Linked DNA regions of Homo sapiens: regions 1, 2 and 3 are each linked to region 4. Evidence: chromatin contacts called from ENCODE Hi-C or POLR2A ChIA-PET data. All regions are on one chromosome and are shown on one strand. Each heading gives the region's core, a stretch centred on a gene start or an enhancer-like site at or near the end of the contact. The rest is flanking DNA. Distances are from core to core; before and after follow the strand shown.

Region 1 (2,700 bases), core at 133-2,632, 1.2 Mb before region 4:
CCTAGAACTTTGGGAGGCTCAGATAGAGAATCGCTTGAGCTCAGGAGTTCGAGACCAGCCTGGTCAACACAGTGAGACCTCGTCTCTACTAAATATTAAAAAAAATTAGCCAGGCCTGGTGGTGCACACCAGTAGTTCCAGCTATTCATGAGGCTGAGGCAGGAAGTTAAGCCCAGGAGTCTGAGGCGGCAGTGAGTTATGACAGTGCCACTGTACTCCAGCCTGGGCAACAGAGTGAGACCCTGTCTCAAAAAAAAAAAAAAAAATTAGGAGAAACGTTACAGAAAGTGTAGGAACTATATTAGAGGATATAACAGACAGGTAAGACTCAATTGCGCCCTGTCACATATGGCACATAATTTAGAATTACTTTTTTTTCTTTTTTTTTTAGAGACAAGGTCCCCCCACCCCAGGGCAGGATGCAGCGGCACGATCATGGCTCACTGCGGCCTCAAACTTCTGGGCTCAAGCAATCCTCCTACCTCAGCCTCCTGAGGAGCTGATACTATAGGTGTGCACCACCACGCCTGGCTTTTTTTTTAAGAGACAGGAGTCTCGCTATGTTGATCATGATGGTCATGAACTCCCGGGCTCAAACTATCCTTCCACCTACAGGTGTGGGCCACTGCTCCTGGCCAGGATTAATTACTTCTTAAATGAACTATGTACCCCAATTTTGAACAATGCAGCTCTGCTGGAAATGTCTGGGACTTAAGTAAAATGTGTAAAGCCATAACCTGATACACACTAGGCCCTCAAGAATAAATGTTAGTTATTTTCACTGGGTGCTGTGCCCCTCCAGAGAGAAACTGATTAGGTTTTGGATACTAATCCCCTAGCTCTAGGCCGCTAAGTAATACCAATCTAATAAGCATTTCAGAAATAAGTATAACAGGAAAGGAAGTAATATGTAATAAAAACATTCTGCATTTGCATCAAGGGTTTCCTCGAGATGTCGAGTATCATTATTCCCAATTTAAAGATGAAGTAACTGAGGCTCGAAAAGAAGAACAGGACCTAACAACATCGTACAGAAGTCCCAGCTCCAGGGCATCTGCTGGTCTTTCTCCACCCCTCCATAACTCTACAACCTTGGTCCAGAACAGGCCTCTGGGCCCCAGACCTCGGAGGGATTGAGCCTTTCCCAGAAGGCTTTGCAGCGCCGCGGAGAACTCTGGGATACAAATGGATACACAAATCCAAAGCAAAAGTCTAGACCTGGGCCCGAGAAACAGCCTCTTAAGCCCCCCAGGTGCCTTCTTCGGCTCGTTTGTGTGCTTACCTTTCCTGGAGCTCCCGCCATCGGGAGCCTCACTAAGCCCCGCAAAGGCTGGGAACAGCGCCATGACCACAGGCCGTACCTCCGTTCTTCTCTATAGGGATGGCGCCGGCGAGCGAGCGCCGGTCTGAGGACCCCTGCCGTCGCGGTGCACTCTGGGAAATGTGGTTTTCGCGGCGCTCTCTGGGGCTTGACCCCGAAGCGGGAGGGGCGGGGCCCAGAGAGGAGGGTCGTCAAGGGACTGGGGCGCGGCGGGGCAGGGAGAGGCAGGGCAAAGCAGGGTGGGGCGGGGCCAAGGGGGGCGGAGCGAGGAGTGACGGGTTCCTAGTGGTTGGGACCCTGTGAGAACCGGAACTGCGAAAACCGGAGAAGGGAATTGTTGACCGCGAAAGGGACTAAGGAAATTGGGATTCCAGTTCGACCCCTAAATTCACACCATCCTTGCTAACTGGGTCAACTTAAACGCTCTAAGCATTACTTTCCTTATCTGCAAAATATTGAGAAGATTAAATGAACATATTTATAAAGGGCCTAGCATTGAGTCCGGCCCATGAAAAGCACTTAATATGTGTTAGCTATTATGTGAATTACGACTGCAAGTTCGGCTCAAAGTCATGTGAGATATCCGAACTTCAATCAGGTTACCATATTAAATACCCCAGAACAAGGAAAAATGGAAAGTCCCATCAAGTTCAAGGGTCTTTGATAGTTAGGAAATACCTGTCTGTGAAGCATTCTTGACCCCGGTTCCTCCCACCCAAAATCTAATCACACTTGCTACCAGAAATATAGAGAGTAAAGGAACAACTTAGAAGACTTTGTACTACCAAGAAACAATTAGCCAAATCTAGAATATGGGAAATTATAGAAAACAACCGTGCTTCCTTAACATATCAAGGGCTTTAAGAGGGCAGGAGATTGTAATAGATACGAAGATCTTACAGACACATCAAGCAAATACAACATATTTGTGGCCTCATTATAATTCTGATTGGACAAACTGTAAAAAGACCTTTTTAAGATAGATGGAGAAATAAGAAGGTAGGCAGAGTACAAGCAATTCACAAGTAATTCTTGTGAATTCTGTTAGATGTACTAAAGTACTTATGTCACTGAGGTGACCCTTATTTATTTATTTTGAGACAAGGTCTCCTTCTGCCACCCAGGCTGGAGTGTAGTGGTACGATCTCTGCTCACTGCAGCTTCGAACTCCTCGATTCAAGCAATCCCCTCACCTCAGCCTCCCAAGTGGCTGGAACCACAGGCATACACCACCATGTCTGGCTTAATTTTTTTTTTTTTAATAGAGACAGGGTTTCACCATGTTGCCCAGGCTGGTCTCGAACTCCTGGGCTCAAGCGATCTGCCCCCCTCTGCCTCCCAAAGTGCTGGGTGCCTGTGCCTGAGCACCCCCCAACCCA
Region 2 (2,984 bases), core at 121-2,620, 1.7 Mb after region 4:
TCACACCTGATAAAACTCCTTTTTATTCAACACCCAGCTCAAAAGTCTTATCCTTTCTGAAGACTTCCTAGGGTGTCTGGGTTTGCAACAGTTACAGAGGACCACAGAACCACTTTCACTTTTTTTTTCTTTTTTTTTGAGACGGAGTCTCGCTCTGTCGCCCACGATAGAGTGCAGTGGCGCGATCTCGGCTCACTGCACCCTCTGCCTCCAGGGTTCAAGCGATTCTTCTGCCTCAGCCTCCCGAGTAGAGTAGCTGGGACTACAGGAGCATGCCACCACGCCCAGCTAATTTTTGTATTTTTAGTAGAGACAGGGTTTCACCATATTGGCCAGGCTTGTCTCGAACTCCTGACCTCGTGATCTGCCTGCCTCGGTCTCCCAAAGTGCAGGGATTACAGGCGTGAGCCACCAGCCCGGACCACTTCCACTTTTAATAAGAGTGTCTGCCTGTCTAGTCCCCTTGTGTTTCACAAGGGCAGGAACTGAGTCGCATTCACCTCATTCTTCCTCCAGGGCTCAGCTCAGGGTTTGGCACATAATAGTAGGCATTCGACACGTTTTTTTGTGAAATAAACGAAATAGCGATGAGTTGTGGAAACGCTTGAGTAGAAGCAGCCCAAATAAATATAGTGATAAATGCCAACAATTTTTATTTTTTAAATTATTTTAAAAATAATAATAGAAACGGGGTCTCGATATGTTGCCCTGGCTGTTCTGGAACTCCTGACCTCAAGTGATCCTCCTGCCTCGCCCTCCCAAAGTGCTGGGATTACAGGCGTGAGCCCCACTTCGCCTAGCCCGCCAAAAATTTTTAGATGCAATTCTTCTTTCCTCGAGGCTCACTTTGTCCAAGTCTGCCACTCTACACGGGCTCCCCAAGCCAATTTCCCCTGGGCGCCCGCCCCGTCCTCCGGTCACTGCAGCACCGTCTCAGAGCTCACCGTCCAAGTCCTCGTCTGGAGCCGCCGCCACCCGGTGCTGCACTTCCCCCTGTACCAGAGGGTCGAATAATTCCGTTACCATGTCCTTCATCTGGGCCACGCCAGACAACAGGCCCTGGAAAGGGTCGCCGTCACCCGGCGCCTCACAGGACACCCGCAGCTTCTGCGGCTTCCCTTCCTGCCCGACGTACTCTCCCAGCAGCTCCATGGTGACCGCTAAGCTTCCAGAACACGACACCGGGAAGCGCCACCCGGAGGCGGAAATCAGCCCGCGTCCGGCGCAGGCGGGAGAAGGGAGAGGAGTGACATCCGTTTGTCGGAAGTCGCTCCTCCCCCTTCCTTCGCTTTTTTTCCTTGTCATTGGTTCCTGGCACTCGGGCCCCACCTCCTCCGGCTACGCCCCTCACGGCCGCTTTTCCCGCCTCCGCCGGGGCCGAGCCGCTGTTCGGCTGACAGTTGAGGATGGCCGGAGCCGAGGGCGCCGCTGGGCGGCAGTCGGAGCTGGAGCCCGTGGTATCGTTGGTCGACGTCCTTGAGGAGGACGAGGAGCTGGAGAATGAGGCGTGCGCTGTCCTGGGCGGCAGCGACTCCGAGAAGTGCTCCTACTCTCAGGTGGGCGCGCGGCCCGGGCCTCCTCTCCCCCGGCTCCCGCCGAACCTCCCCTTCCCGGCCCGGCTGTCCCTATTCCCGCCTTGCCGCAGTCGTCTCCCCAGTGGTGGTCCGGGGCCGCCGTTAGTCTGCCGCTTCCTCACCCCAAGCTCACCCTTCCCTTTTAACCCCAACCTCCTGGGCCCCCTTCAGCCTGTGTCCAGCAGGGGCCCCCCTCTCCCCTGTCTCCAACTCTGTCCGGCCCGCCAGGAAGGGCCCTGGAGCAGCTGCTCTGTCCGTCCTCTCCAGCCTCTTCTTGGTGCACCACTGCTTTTCACGAAACCACCCCGCGACCTCTCAGATCCAGACATCTTTGTCCCTGATTTTCCCATCCTAAGATTATTTATTTATTTATTTATTAGGGACCGAATGGGAGAGTCAGGTTAAAGAGATTTTCAAATCCATAGGGATTTGCGGTGAGCTCCTTGACAGCTAGTTCCTCTGCAATTTAGTTGGACAAGTGCTAGCTAGTACTTTTTCTTTCTTTCTTTTTTTGGCAAAATGAAGCAAGTACCCATGTCTATCTGCAGTCTGCCCCCCTCCCCTGGAAATAGACCGGAAACAGAACAGCAAGTGGCTCTGGCAAGGGAGGGGAGAGAGGAGAAAAGGATCTGTTTGGCATTTGGAAGACGTTGTGAGTGAGCAAGTGTTTGAGGGGGTGTGATGTGGTGTTTAGTGACTCACCCTACACTTCGAGGTACAAAAATGGAAAAGGATGGGTAGGAAGAAGACTGACAAAGGATGAGAATTGGTAGGAAGAAGGGTTACCTAGGAAGAGGGGTGGATTGGAACACTGGGGAGATGAGGGGAGAGACTTGTATTCATTATGTGGTATGAACTGAGATCATAATACCAGTTCTCGTTGTTGACCAAGGTTAGTTTACACTGCAAAGTGCTAGATTGTTGAATAAACCTGGTATCCAGACATAGCCCCAGGTATTTTAAAACCTTTGGTCACCACTAAAACAATTTTTCCCCTGCTTTACTTAAAAAAAAAAAAAAGAAAAAAGTTATGTCTATATGTAAACTATTTTTGAAGTGTAGTTACCTTTATAAAATGGATTCCTTAATATTTTCTTTGTGGTAAAAAAAAAAATACGGAAATTTGCACAAATCATGTACACAGCTTGAAAGGAAAGTGTGCGTGTTCCCACAACCCAGATCAACAAATAGAACATTAGGAGTGCAAAAGGCTTATTGGAATAGAACTTTAAAAAAAAAAGAAAGAAAAAGAAATAGAACCTTACTGGCATCCCGGAAGCCTCCTTATCTATCTTCCTCCTTCCTAGAGGAAGGTAACTATACCTCTTATACATATTCACTTTTTTTTTCTTTTTGAGATGGAATTTCACTCTTGCCACCCAGGCTGGAGTGCAATGTCATGATCTCTGC
Region 3 (2,926 bases), core at 1-2,500, 1.7 Mb after region 4:
TCCCTCCTGAACATCCTTCCAAGCAGTCTGTACTCCCCCAAGGGAGCTAAACCAGCCTGCAGAGCCTCCTCGATTTCTGCCACACTGCAGCTCTGGGAGATGCCGGCAATCAATAGCGCTTTCCGAGGGTTCATGTCCATCCCCCTGCACCAGTCTTCTAAAAGCCTCAAAGTCATGGTGCCCGAAATAATAGACTTAAGTTCTAAATATGCCAGACCACAGGCGACCACCGAAATTCAAAGTAATCCTCCGCGGTACCCCAGAGAAATCTTGTCAACGTGCCGAGGTCCAGCAGCCTGCAAGACAGAGCAGACAGGTTAGCTAAAGGTGCCAACGTCCAGGGCAAGCGTGCAGGCCCCAAGCCCCGCGCGCCCTGCCCCCAGCGGCGACGCCAGGGCAGCCGCACTGCGGCGCGCGCCCCTCACCCCTCCCAGCCCTGGTGCCTGGCGGATGTCGGGCCTGCAGGGCCGCGTCGGGCCCGCTTCCACTCACCGTGATCTAGTGCTCGTGCCCGCGTCCGTGCGCCGGCGGCCAAGGTGCCTGGCCGGGCCCCGACGAGGCGCGGGAGGGCAGGCTCCCCTAGGCTCTGACGGACACTCGGGGGCCACAGCGACCGATGCCGGTACTCCAGGTGCCTGTGGTACTGTCTGCAACGAGAAGTGATGGGGCGATGACAGTCGCGAGCGGGCACCAGGGGGCAAGGCTGAGGAGCGCTGAGTCGCCAGACCCAGAGAGCCACCCACCTGGAGGGACGTGCCGCCACCCGCGCCGCCGGAGCTCCGGCTCCAGCCCGGATTCCACCTGTTTTGGTCTCGCTCGGGGAAGCTGCGCGGCGGGCGGGGGCGATCTGACGTCATGAGGGGCGGGCCTCGGGGGCGGGGCGCGCGCGCTTCCGGCCCGAGCCGGAAGCTCCGACTGCGGCGGCATCCGGGACGGCGGGCGGGCTGGCCACCACGGGACAGGAAGGTGAGATCCGGGACCTCAGCTTTGCAAGCAGGCTCCGCCGGCGACCGCTGACGGGCGCTGGGCTCGCGGCGCTGCAAGGCGGCGAGGCCCGGGCCTGGCGCCGCCTGCGCAGCCTTGGTCGCGGCGTGCCGGCGCTGCAGCGCGGCAGGGGGCGGGGCCGGCCGCCCGGAGGCCCAAGTGGCGGGGACGCCTCCCTGCCGGGTCAGGTTCTCAGAGCGGGTCTCCGGCGGCGGCGACGGGGGCCGGGCCGCGCGTGACCCGCCGCAGTCACGCCGTTCTTAATCACTAGTAGCTGGTGCTCCAGGCTGGCGGCGCTCACCTTTCTCCTAGCCGGGTGACCCAGGGGATTTATTTTATGTTGGCTTTCTCTGAAATGCCAAAGCCACCCGATTATTCAGAGCTGAGTGACTCTTTAACGCTTGCCGTGGGAACAGGAAGATTTTCGGGACCATTGTAAGTGCTTAGGAGTTACTGTCTTAACTTGGGGGCTTGACTTGTAGCACCCCGCGTTCACGTCTGAAGCAGTACTGTTATGCCAGAAAGTGTTTCACCTGTCAAAGTGAAATGTGCTGTGAGAAACTAGTTTAATTCCAGTTTCTGGAGGGCGGGTATTATGGACCTGTTTAAGTAGGATGCAGTGATTTATTCTGAGGGATTCCCGTTAAAAAGCAGAACTCAGTATATACTGAAATCAATGGTTTTTTGTTTTTTTGTGTGTGTTGTTTTACTTGATTGTAAGTATTACACAAAACAACCTGTAAGTTTTACATTTCTTAATAGGTGTTTAATTTAATTATTTTAAATCTTAAGTGTGTTAGTGGGATATTTTAGAATTCTTTTTTTTTTTTTTTAATTAGACAGAGTCTCGCTCTGTCGCCCAGGCTGGAGTGCAGTGGCGTGATCTCGGCTCTCTGCAAGCTCTGCCTCCTGGGTTCACGCCATTCTCCTGCCTCAGCCTCCCGAGTAGCTGGGACTACAGGTGCCCGCCACCACGCCCGGCTATTTTTTTTGTATTTTTAGTAGAGACGGGATTTCACCATGTTAGCCAGGATGGTCTCTATCACCTGACCTCGTGATCCACCCGCCTCAGCCTCCCAAAGTGCTGGGATTACAGGCGCGAGCCACCGCGCCCGGCCTAGAATTCTTGGAGATAAAGCAAGTACATTTGGAGTAGTTGCCGTGACAGCATTACTAGACCCTAATTGTATTTTCTTTTTTAATTTGAAGGCACAGAGCATGGAGAATGATGAACTTCCGTCAGCGGATGGGATGGATTGGAGTGGGATTGTATCTGTTAGCCAGTGCAGCAGCATTTTACTATGTTTTTGAAATCAGTGAGACTTACAACAGGCTGGCCTTGGAACACATTCAACAGCACCCTGAGGAGCCCCTTGAAGGAACCACATGGACACACTCCTTGAAAGCTCAATTACTCTCCTTGCCTTTTTGGGTGTGGACAGTTATTTTTCTGGTACCTTACTTACAGATGTTTTTGTTCCTATACTCTTGTACAAGAGCTGATCCCAAAACAGTGGGCTACTGTATCATCCCTATATGCTTGGCAGTTATTTGCAATCGCCACCAGGCATTTGTCAAGGCTTCTAATCAGATCAGCAGACTACAACTGATTGACACGTAAAATCAGTCACCGTTTTTTCCCTACGATTACAAAACTGCCAGTCCTATATGGAGTCTGATCACAAGACTGCAGTTTCTTCACAGATCTCAGGAAGTTGTCGTGGGGCAGAGGCTTTTTAAAAACATGTGATTAGGGAGCTATCTTTATCTGAATAATAACGAATTTTTAGGTAAAACCTGAGATAGAGTACTACAAAATCATGTTGATGACTTCAGATTTTGGAAGTTAAATCATGTCTGTTATTTGCATTCTTTAGAAACTTGACTAAGTACCTGAATTCATATTTCTATTCTACTGTGCAACATAGTGATGATTCAGAAA
Region 4 (2,966 bases), core at 202-2,701:
GATGTTTATATAGTAAGCTACACACAAAATTCTGCATTACTATAAAAAAGACAACCAACACTGGTGAACGAAAATCTTCGCAAGGGAAAGCGTTTTCTCTTAGTGTAGAGTTGCCAGATACAGTGTTGCCAAGCTTCAACACGATCAGAAACATGTAGCAAAAAGATGTTTAAAAAGAAAAACAAAAAAAGCACAGCAAAACGTTCTTCAAAGTGTGAAAGGTCCAAGAACTTTCTTAGCTCCAAGCAAAGTTTCATGCCTGCTTTACAGATGGGTGAACTAAGGCAGCAGATCGGATTAATCAGTGTCTTTCTCAAGGTCACTCTAGTGCAAAAGAACAGCACACTCCGGACTCCCTATCTCAGGTCCTCGACCTCTCCACACTCCAGGGCGGCACAGCTCAAACACGCTTGGCTCTCCTCGTACCCAAAATGCCACCAGGCACTCAGAGAAAGGAAACATTTCAAGCGCTCTCCGGGGAGCTCCCGCAAGACTGGGGTACCTGGGGCCCGTCCTCCCCCGAGGTGGCCGCCCTCCCCAGCCGTCCCTCTGTTCTCGTGGAGCGAGCGCCATGCCCCGCAAGAACCAGGGAGGCGGCCCAGGGCCGTGGGGGCTGCGAGGGTCCCGCCGCGCGGGGCTTCACTTACCGTCGCTCTCAGCCCTGACAAGCAGGGACATGCCCTTCAGCCGCTCCACGTAGCCAGACGACACATGCCCGGTGCCCCGGTCGTCCCACTGCCGGTCCTCGTTGAGCGTGTACACCTTCACCCGCCGCCGGGTGTCGGTCATCGTGCCGCCCGGGAACCGGGGCGGGGGCCCCGCCAGTAGACGCCCAGGAAAGGGGCCCTGGAGAGGCGAGGGGCGAGGCGTGAGGGCGCCCGCGAGCGGAGGGCTCCCCGGCCTCACTGCCGCCGCTGGGCGCCGCGGGGCCGCGCCGCCGCCTGCATGGCCCGCTCCAGGGACCGAGCTCTGGGCCGCCGCCTTTCCTCGCCTCCGGCTCCCCGGCGCTATTGTCCAGGCCTGGCGAGCCCGGCGCCCGGCAGCCCCGAGGGGGCCGCGCAGCGCTTCGTAGCCTCCCGCCCCGCAGCGCTAGGAACTCGGGGCTCCCGTCACTGCCCTGCTCCCGCCTCCGCCATGATCTCCGCGAAGCAGCTTCCCGCGCCGCCGCCGCCTCCTCAGGCCGCCGCCGCCGCCGCCATATTTTCCTTCCTTATACCTGGCCCTGCCACCGCGGCCAGTGGCTCCCTTCCGCTCCCCCTGTTTTAAACGTCAGAAGCCGACAGGCGCCTGATCCTGCTGCAACTGCTACCACTGCCCGGGAGACTCTGAGGGCCCCCGGCCGCCCAAGCGACCCGGACTAGTGGAAGTCGGTTTCCCTCCGCCGCCGTCTCTTCCGTCTTCCTCACACAGCCAAAACCGCCGCCATCTTGGTTCGCCCCTCAAAAGCGGCGCGCGGGGCCACCCAGGGAGCAGCTGCAGGGGCGGCTCGTAGCCCCACCATTTAAAGAGACAGCAGCGAGACCGGGAGCCTTACTGCGGCGGAGGCTTCCGACGGAGGCGGGAGGCGGGCGCGGAGTTGCCGAGGTGGCGGGAGCGCAGGGAGCGGAGGAGGCGGGACGCAGATTGCGCCGGTGACAGCCCGAGGCTCCCTCCCGCCTCCTTGCACGCACCGTCGTGCGAGCGCTGGGCGGTGTGTGCGTCCGTCGCGCCCTGTGTTCGTCATCAGCCCCGCTCCAGGATGCACGAGGGGCGTGGATACGTTTGCGGCCTCTGCCCGCGGGCCCCGGCGCTTCGGCCTCGCCTCCGCCCGCCGCCACCTTCCCTTGTTCCTGCCCCGTCCCTGCCTCTGCCCCTGCCCCTGGCCTGCGGACGCCGGGCAGCGTGGGCCTGGGCCCCTACCCGCTTCCGAGAGCGTTTTCCCGGGGCCGCCTTTATGGCTGAGTCGGGCGCTCGGGACCCACCCGGCGCCTTGCGGACTTGAGGGAATGAAATGGAAACGCTTCCGGGGAAGGTCGCGGGTGTGGGCGCCTAGGTCGGCGCAGCCTTGGGAGCCGCCGTGGGTCGCGGACTGGCGTGGCCAGTGTGGAAACTTGGGACTGTTTGCGATTTCTGGGCGTGGGACCGAGTTCCAAGTGACAATTCTAAAACTTCACCTTACAGCCTAGGCAAGCCCCAAGTGCTCCATTCCTTCATCCCTATCAGAACTGTCTGCCAGCCTTTCTTGTCGGAAAAGGAACTTAAGGCGCTCACAAAAACAAATGCGACACTGTGTAATCGGGAGGAGTAATTCTCAGCATTAGGTAGTCCTGTGTTTTGAAGACCTACTTGATGTCAAGTATTGTTGATCTTCACAAAGGAATATCATTCTCGTTCCTATCATGCAGCTCATATGCCACCATTTTGGTGGCTTTTACCATTTGCCAGGCCTTGCCAGGTCGGGCTTGTCCGCTCGGAATATAATGCAGCCACACACATAACTTTAAATTTTGCAGTAGCCACAAAAAGTACGAAGAAACTGGTGAAATTAGTGTTAACGTTTTAGTGCGGTATTTTCAAAAGTTATTTCAATAATCAAATTACTAATGAGATATACGTACAATGTCTTAAAAATGTGATATATTTTGTCCTTCCAGCAAGTCTCTGTTGGGATACTAAATTTTCATCAGAAATATCTACGTTTAGATTTTATTGAAAAAAAATTTTTTTTGAGACAGGGTCTCTCTGTCACCCATCCTGAAGTGCAGTGGCTCAGTCTCAGCTCACTGCAGCTTCAACCTCCTGGGCTGAAGCGATTCTCCCATCTCAGCCTCCCAAGTAGCTGGGACCACAGGTGCGCAGCACCACTGCCAGTTAATTAATTAAATTTGTTATTATTTTTTTTTTTCGGTAGAGACGGGTTTCACTGTTGCCCGGGCTGGTAGAGTTTATTAAATTTACAGTTGAAAATGTAGATTCACATATTCTGT

Evidence for each region. A loop is a pair of places that touch in the nucleus more often than their neighbours do. ChIA-PET counts read pairs that join two places held with the same protein, here RNA polymerase II (POLR2A). Pooled maps may share reads with other maps.
Region 1: a loop to region 4 is called in a map of gastrocnemius medialis, with 6 times the contacts of the local background. The contact joins the promoter of NRDE2 here to the promoter of PPP4R3A in region 4. A Hi-C loop is called at or near these places in 3 of 168 maps with a recorded cell type or tissue (gastrocnemius medialis, lower leg skin and naive thymus-derived CD4-positive, alpha-beta T cell) and 10 of 50 pooled maps. POLR2A ChIA-PET finds 5 or more read pairs at or near these places in 1 of 52 experiments (activated T-cell).
Region 2: a loop to region 4 is called in a pooled map, with 7 times the contacts of the local background. The contact joins the promoter of UBR7 here to the promoter of PPP4R3A in region 4. A Hi-C loop is called at or near these places in 1 of 37 single-sample maps with no recorded cell type and 10 of 50 pooled maps. POLR2A ChIA-PET finds 5 or more read pairs at or near these places in 1 of 52 experiments (CD8-positive, alpha-beta T cell).
Region 3: a loop to region 4 is called in a map of B cell, with 24 times the contacts of the local background. The contact joins the promoter of LYSET here to the promoter of PPP4R3A in region 4. A Hi-C loop is called at or near these places in 1 of 168 maps with a recorded cell type or tissue (B cell) and 9 of 50 pooled maps. POLR2A ChIA-PET finds 5 or more read pairs at or near these places in 1 of 52 experiments (CD8-positive, alpha-beta T cell).

Annotation. Positions count from the first base shown.
Region 1 is chr14:90,330,559-90,333,258 of GRCh38, forward strand. NRDE2 (NRDE-2, necessary for RNA interference, domain containing) reads right to left here and starts at 1,383. Exons shown (of 14, transcript NM_017970.4): 1 at 1,283-1,383. The coding sequence starts at 1,346. RefSeq lists an enhancer at 1,137-1,316 and a silencer at 1,467-1,616.
Region 2 is chr14:93,205,886-93,208,869 of GRCh38, forward strand. It overlaps UBR7 (ubiquitin protein ligase E3 component n-recognin 7), which reads left to right and starts at 1,371. Exons shown (of 11, transcript NM_175748.4): 1 at 1,371-1,556. The coding sequence starts at 1,407. GON7 (GON7 subunit of KEOPS complex) reads right to left here and starts at 1,180. Exons shown (of 2, transcript NM_032490.5): 1 at 945-1,180. The coding sequence starts at 1,152. RefSeq lists an enhancer at 417-1,276.
Region 3 is chr14:93,184,067-93,186,992 of GRCh38, forward strand. It overlaps LYSET (lysosomal enzyme trafficking factor), which reads left to right and starts at 1,251. Exons shown (of 2, transcript NM_001098621.4): 1 at 1,251-1,419; 2 at 2,194-2,926. The coding sequence starts at 1,340. The coding sequence ends at 2,605. It overlaps MOAP1 (modulator of apoptosis 1), which reads right to left and starts at 831. Exons shown (of 3, transcript NM_022151.5): 1 at 744-831; 2 at 493-647; 3 at 1-296. The coding sequence starts at 176.
Region 4 is chr14:91,508,859-91,511,824 of GRCh38, forward strand. PPP4R3A (protein phosphatase 4 regulatory subunit 3A) reads right to left here and starts at 1,452. Exons shown (of 15, transcript NM_001366432.2): 1 at 648-1,452. The coding sequence starts at 789. RefSeq lists enhancers at 52-703, 704-1,354, 1,172-1,451 and silencers at 462-511, 762-821, 832-931, 1,512-1,711.